2 separate regions of the Homo sapiens genome follow, and region 2 is linked to region 1. The links are chromatin contacts, found by Hi-C or POLR2A ChIA-PET in ENCODE. All regions are on one chromosome and are shown on one strand. Each heading gives the region's core, a stretch centred on a gene start or an enhancer-like site at or near the end of the contact. The rest is flanking DNA. Distances are from core to core; before and after follow the strand shown.

What was found. A loop is a pair of places that touch in the nucleus more often than their neighbours do. ChIA-PET counts read pairs that join two places held with the same protein, here RNA polymerase II (POLR2A). Pooled maps may share reads with other maps.
Region 2: a loop to region 1 is called in a map with no recorded cell type, with 6 times the contacts of the local background. The contact joins two enhancer-like sites. A Hi-C loop is called at or near these places in 9 of 37 single-sample maps with no recorded cell type and 8 of 50 pooled maps. POLR2A ChIA-PET finds 5 or more read pairs at or near these places in 1 of 52 experiments (PC-3).

What each region holds. Positions count from the first base shown.
Region 1 is chr9:3,239,029-3,242,472 of GRCh38, forward strand. The region is part of intron 15 of RFX3 (regulatory factor X3); the gene reads right to left. Among named protein-coding and RNA genes, the nearest start is that of LINC01231, 59 kb to the left of the region's middle. Within about 2 kb of position 1,828, at least 2 of the 41 ENCODE cell types and tissues checked have a DNase peak (open chromatin) inside an H3K27ac peak, as active enhancers do.
Region 2 is chr9:3,396,837-3,400,129 of GRCh38, forward strand. The region is part of intron 1 of RFX3 (regulatory factor X3); the gene reads right to left. Among named protein-coding and RNA genes, the nearest start is that of RFX3, 130 kb to the right of the region's middle. Within about 2 kb of position 1,500, at least 7 of the 41 ENCODE cell types and tissues checked have a DNase peak (open chromatin) inside an H3K27ac peak, as active enhancers do.

The DNA.
Region 1 (3,444 bases), core at 578-3,077:
CTGATTCAAAAAAGGTAGGTAATGGCAGCTATTCTGGATGTTTTTGATGGTGAAAAGAAACATCTTGAAATTTCAATATAAGGAGTCCAGAGCATTATTATTTTCCTTAAATGTCTCCCAAACAAGAACCAAATAAATCAAAGCATTCTGCATTTAGCACTGATACATGGTTTTGCAAGCGAGGAAAAGGTTGCTGACTTTAATTTCTAGTTTTATAATATTTGCAAGGATTAACAACATTCCATTTGGTAAAACCTTGTGTTCCTTGGTTACTTTTCTTTGTATGTGTATGTGTACTTTTCTATGTATCTTTAAATAGTTTTTATTGAAACCTGCTAAGAAGGCCAAGATCTCTGGCAGTTTGCTCCACACGTGGGCAAATCCTGCCCGCAGTGGCTGTTGGTCTTGCTGTTGTGGGCTAGACAGCTATCCTGGCAATGTGTGCTACTGGCCAATCTGTAAACAGGGCAGCATGATTCTAACTGTTCCGGCTTTTCTGCCTGCCTTGGGGACATAGCAACAGGTGTACCTAATTGTGTTTAAATGTCTAAGACACACTTACAAGTGAGTGTGCAGGCGGTGAAGTGTTCAGATTACAATATTGGCCTTAGTTGCCTTTGAAGAGAAAAGTAGCCTCAAAAACAGGAGCATTTAACACCACCATTAAGGCCAAAGCAAGAGGGGCCTTTGGCCCAAGACCCACACTATGGAGAACTCTGCTTTGTGTTTTCCATTGCCAGTCCCTTTCCTACAGTGTAAGGAGTCCACAGAGCCAGCTGGATGTGACTTCTTGGAGCCTGTGCTTCCCTCCCTCCTCCCATACCACCTCTTCTTATCTGAGACCCTAGAATTCCCTGCCCCGTGGCTCTGAGTTCCCTTCCAGGCCCTGGCAGTTCTCTTCTCCAACTCTACCATTCAGAGGCATGAAGAGACAGCCAAAAAGGGGCAGCTGTTTGCAAAAGGTAGACAAAACTTGAAGACTGGGCTGAGGTGTCCACAAATCTGAGCACAAAGCTGTTCATAATATAAGATGGGGAGTGATGAAGCAGTCTAGGGCCAGAGGCTGGCGACACGGGCTGGCTATGTCTATGTCAATATTTTCTGGTATGGAACTCAGGGGAGACAGAATTTCAAATCCAAACTCAGCCTTCCAAGTTGTTATCAAGACATATTTGTCAAGGTAGGTGGATAGAACAGATTTTATTTATAGTCTGATTCATAACTTTTAAAATATTTAGACACATGGTATCCTGGGCCCTGTAAATTGCAGGGTTGGGCCAGGCAGCATATCCTTTATGCAAGTAAAACTATTGGGGAAATAGAACGAACCTTGCTCCTAATTTAACACTGGCTCCCCTTGAAAACACCTATATTATTTAATAGGAAAGCATAGCATTAATTTATTCTATCAGAGGACTATATCTTAATTTTGATTATACCACTTCTCTTTTCTGGAAATCATTAACTGGAGAGACAATCAGAGTGGCAGTGTAGAAACATGTTCCCTTTGTACTAAGAAAACCTTCACAACAAGCATCAATCAGGTTTGAAGTGCTTGTATTATCATCACATAAGGCCCATATTCTTGCAGAGAATCTCTAATTTTTATGACATTTTATGGTAGTATATTTTATACAAGGATGGTATAAAGAAAGAAAACAATTCCTGTGAGTTTAGGAATTTGCCTATCCCAAACAAGAGTTATTTATTTATCAGGGGGGCCAGCAACCACTATCTTCACCTGTGGTTGAGAGCAAAACCACCATAAAGACAGTGTCAAAGCCAAGAGCCACTTGGGCTAGGCACAGGATGACAGAGTGTGGCAAAGTGGCCAGTAGGTGGCACCGTCATGCTTACTCTATGCCAGGGAATCTTTTTCTCTGGTTGGGTCTGCCCAAATAGCTGCAGTGCTACCTGACAAACTCTTTACTAAACAAATAACTTAGCGGTGGACTTTGCTGAAGAGGACTGTGTGCTGAGATTTCTTTCCTGATGTCTACAGTGACCATTTTAGTCCTTGAAATATTTTAAAAAGTCTTCAACTTCTATTTTGGTTTATTTCCCCACTTCTAAGCTCTTTAGGGAAATTGCTGTCGTAAGCACCCACAAAAGTCCAACTTCATAGTATTTCTCTGAAATAGTATTGACAGGCACTTTCTAAGGAGAAGGTACACTTTTTGGTCTAGGAGTTTTTTGTTTTTTTTTTTTTTGCCCAGAGTAAAGAAATCTAATGTATCAATCATGAAATCCAAGAAGACGTCCTATCAATTGGTAGTCTGTCCTTTGTACTTCCTTCCTTGAGTATTTTTAGGGTACCTATTGCATGATTATGTTTAGATCACAGTTATAAGCAAATTTTCTCCATTCCCTGAAGAGGATGAGAGGAGAGGTTATAGCCCAGAGCCAGCAGGGAAGAAAGCCACGCATAGGAAGCTAATGAGCAGGGATCCCAGAGAGAAAGAACCGCAGCCCTGGGCTGCTGAGTCAACAGATTCCTTTCTCAAATCCAAGAAGAGAAATGAACAGAATGACAAACCAGGAACAAGGAAGAAAAAATGGGACACGGAGCCAATTCTCTGGAACTTTGGGGTCACTTCTATAATTTATTTTCAAGTTGTCAGAAATTGTGCTAATGTAGATGAGCAGATTTACAACTAAAACCAAACTACGACTTCTTTAAAAAAATGTTTGATTTAGGTCTGGTCTCAGGATGGGTGTACAGGAGCTGTAGGGTGTAATTTGTTCTTTTCCGGCAGATTTAGTTTTCCAAATGCAATTTGCTTAGACTAATATTCCATTTAGTTTTCATATTCTAAATATCTACTAACAAAAAGTGCAAGGGGAAAAGATGGCAAGCGTATTAAGAGGCATCCTGTAAGGCAGAGGAAAAAAAACTCTGAAACAAAGTAATAAAAACTTTTAAGCTAGGCACCTGGCTTGTGATTGTCAGAGAGAAAATGTGTGTCTATGTGTTTGTGTGTTTGGGGGAGTTGCACATAATCCCTATTTTGAAACTATAATAATTTATATGGTGAAAAACTGAAAGATAGATTAAGCCCATCCCATTTGACTATTTGAAGTGAGGCAGTCCTACTTTCTAAAGTTAGTTCTACCACTTGCTAGTTTTGATTTGGGGCAACTTTCAATTTCTCTTTTCCTCACTGGTGAAATAGGGATACTGAGACATCTTTTGCAAGGTTTCAATCAGTATCAAATAAGAATGTAAGACATCTAGAATAGGGATTGGCACAAGGCCTGCCCTCAATTGGAAAAATACTAATATAGTAAATAATAAGCTTCACTCTAAATAACAATCAACAGTATAATTTTTGACAAGTATTCCTTACATTTTCTAAGCCACTACTCTTCCATGATTGTTTTTTTTTTTCCTGCAAACTATCTCGACTTGTGATAATATTCTTTGCTTTTAAAATACTGTTGTAA
Region 2 (3,293 bases), core at 250-2,749, 160 kb after region 1:
GTAAATCATTTCTAAGGTCCTTTCCAACTTTAAAACTTACTATTTGGTGATCTAAAACAATTAACGTATATCCAAAAGCCAACTGATATGCCCTAAACTTAGCCAAAGAATCAAGTTAACTAATTTTGTGTATGGTATAATATGGTACTAAAATCAAAATTCGATTATAGTCTTATACAAAGATAGCCCCAAATCCATAACATTTAATACAGTTGAAAGATGAGGGAGACTACTATCATGTAAATGAGATTTGTAAACAAAGACATGTACTTTCTCTCATTCACAATTAAACATGCCACGTTTCTCAGTTTTGCCTGACCTGCCATTGTTTACTCTAACAGGTATGCTTTCTCCGGCTTCCTGGCCTTGACATCCCCTTTTACTACTTATGCATTCAATAAAAGAAATATGAATTTCCTTGCTATTGAGCAAAGACCAGATTTCTAGTTTTCTTTCCTGGAGGAATGGAGCAAGAGAAACAGTGTTTAATTGGTAGCATAAGAAAAGCACTGCATCATAGTTTAAATCTATATGAAATACAGTGAACATTAATTTTTAACTAAGAAATTTTTGAAAGAGTATTCAGTTTTTCAAGGAGAAAATTAACCCCTCTTGGCATCTGTTGTCACAGCATGACTTCTTCTAATTTTCCCCCAAAACCTTCAATCATATTCAATTTCAGAAACGGACCTCTGAAGACAATGCATCTATTCTTCTTATTTTGTAAACGAGGAACCTAAAACCCAGAGAGATTAAGAGACTTGTTCAAGGTGACAGGAGTAGACTTGGGACTGGGCTTTTTCACTTTGACTCTGTGCTTAATTTTCTTTCTACACTTTGACATTGGCATCTTTTTAGGGGATTATTTTCTCATTCTTTTGTTAGTGAAACCCCTAAAGCAGCACAATAAACCTTGTACATGCAAAAGGTATAGCAGTAACAACTAGCACTGATTGTTCAACACACGCTAAGAATTCTTTTAAGTGCTTGATATATTTATTAATTTAAAAATGAATCCATGTAACAACTCAATGCAGTTGGTATGACTATAATCTGCATTTACAAATGAGGAACCTCAGGCACAGAGAGCAGAAGTGGCTAGGGGTTTACAAAATAAATGGAAAGTGATCAATTCAGTGGCTAATACTCCTAGATGGGTTAGCTAATGCTCAGCTCCAGCATATTGTGAGTATGTGGGAAACTTCCTTCCATTTTCCGAAAGAAACTGAAAGTCCAGATTTTTATGTGAAATCTCACAAATGGTGGTTTATTTAAATGTAGTACTGATCTCCAAACACACACACACACACAATCTTTGAACCAGCATTAAGACCACAGAAATGACCAAAAATGTTTGAGAATGACACTATTTTTTACTACACAAAATTCTTGCCTAACGAGTATTACTAGAGGACCAATAGTTCTCAAAATTTGGGGAGAGAATACACAAATTAAGAACCCAGTCTGTGCCTCTTCCTCTTTCTTCTACCACAGACAGGAAACAAAAAAAAAAAATCCCTAAAAAAGAAAGCAAAAGCCAGGGTCCTTTGATTTATTACACATTTATATGCCATTTGTGCTATAGCAGAGGAACTATTAGTAAGAGTGAGGCAATGCTTTTCTGCAAAGAATAAGGAATGAACCAGACATTAGATATCATCTTCTGTGAGGTCTTTTTCAGCCTCTCTTGTCAACTCCAAGATGGCTGGTGGCCTCTGTCAGTTTAGTGTACAGATGAGGAAGACAGCGTTGCCAGTTATAGCTTCTCCTTTAAGCTGTTCAACTAAGAGTAGATGAGTTTCTTACAATGATGTCACTCGCACTAAATCTGCCTCCTATTTCCCCCAGAGCTGGATGGGAATGTTCCAGAGTCTAACTTGTTTGCACATACATTGTATTACAGACTACTCTACATACTTTTTTTGGTCTATGACCCACACTTTGACATCAACTGTTTTAGATCAAACACATGCAAGAATGTAAAGAAAAAAGTTCTCTTTAAAAATTAAAACTACCATGTATACATATGTAACTAACCTGCACAATGTGCACATGTACCCTAAAACTTAGAGTATAATAAAAAAAAAAAAAAAAAAAAAAAAAAATTAAAACTACCTTTAAAGTAATTCTTAACAACTCCCAATAAGCCACCTGGGAGAGCATATCAGAAGATAAAAGGCATAGATTTGGAAATTGGCCTTCTATGGACTACATTTGACTCCCCACTCGGGTTTTGTTTGACTCAGAGTGATTACAAAATTCTTAATTGCTAACATTTAAAAATCAGAAAACTTTGAACTAAAAAACAAATTTCCAGGCCGGGCACAGTGGTTCATGCCTGTAATCCCAACACTTTGGGAGGCCAAGGTGGGTGAATCACCTGAGGTCAGGAGTTCAAGACCACCCTGGACAATACGGTGAAACCCTGTCTCTGCTTAAAAAAAAAAAAAAAAAAAAATCAGCTGGTCATGGTGGTGGGCACCTGTAATCCCAGCTACTATGGAGGCTGAGACAGGAGAATCCCTTGAACTTGGGAGGCAGAGGTTGCAGTGAGCTGAGATCTCATCATTGCACTCCAGCCTGGGCGACAAGACCAAAACTCCGTCTCAAAACAAAAAACAAAAAAGAAACAAATTTCCAGAATTTCTTGAAACATCTGAAAATTTTAAAGAGGTGAGCACATATTATGTGTTCTATAGGCAAATTATTTAAATGGTTATACTCTTTTCAATTGAATGGCCTCTATAGGCATTTGAGTTTGTGACTCTTTTGAGGGTAATCAGAAATCTATTTCTACATATAAAGATTGAAGTAGAAAATTGCTTTTTGAGGGGGCCGGGGGCAGTGGCTCACGCTTGTAATCCCAGCACTTTGGGAGGCCAAGTGGGGCAGATCTCGAGGTCAGGAGTTTGAGACCAGCCTGAACAACATGGTGAAACCCCGCCTCTACTAAAATACAAAAATTAGCCAGGCATGGTGGTGCATGCCTGTAATCCCAGCTACTCAGGAGGCTGCAGCAGGAGAGTCACTTGAACCTGGGAGGCAGAGGTTGCGGTGAGCCAAGATCATTCCACTGCACTCCAGCCTGGATGACAGAGCAAGACTCCGTCTCAAAAAAAAAAAAAAGAAAATTGCTTTTTGGGTTTGAAACAATATTGATGACATTTATATTAATTTTACACAGAAAAGTAATACCCAAGTTTAGACCATTTTACTGCTAGAAATGTATCACTAGATTAAAACTAGTGATTTTATCAATAGATGTATCACTAGATTAAAACTATGATTTTCCT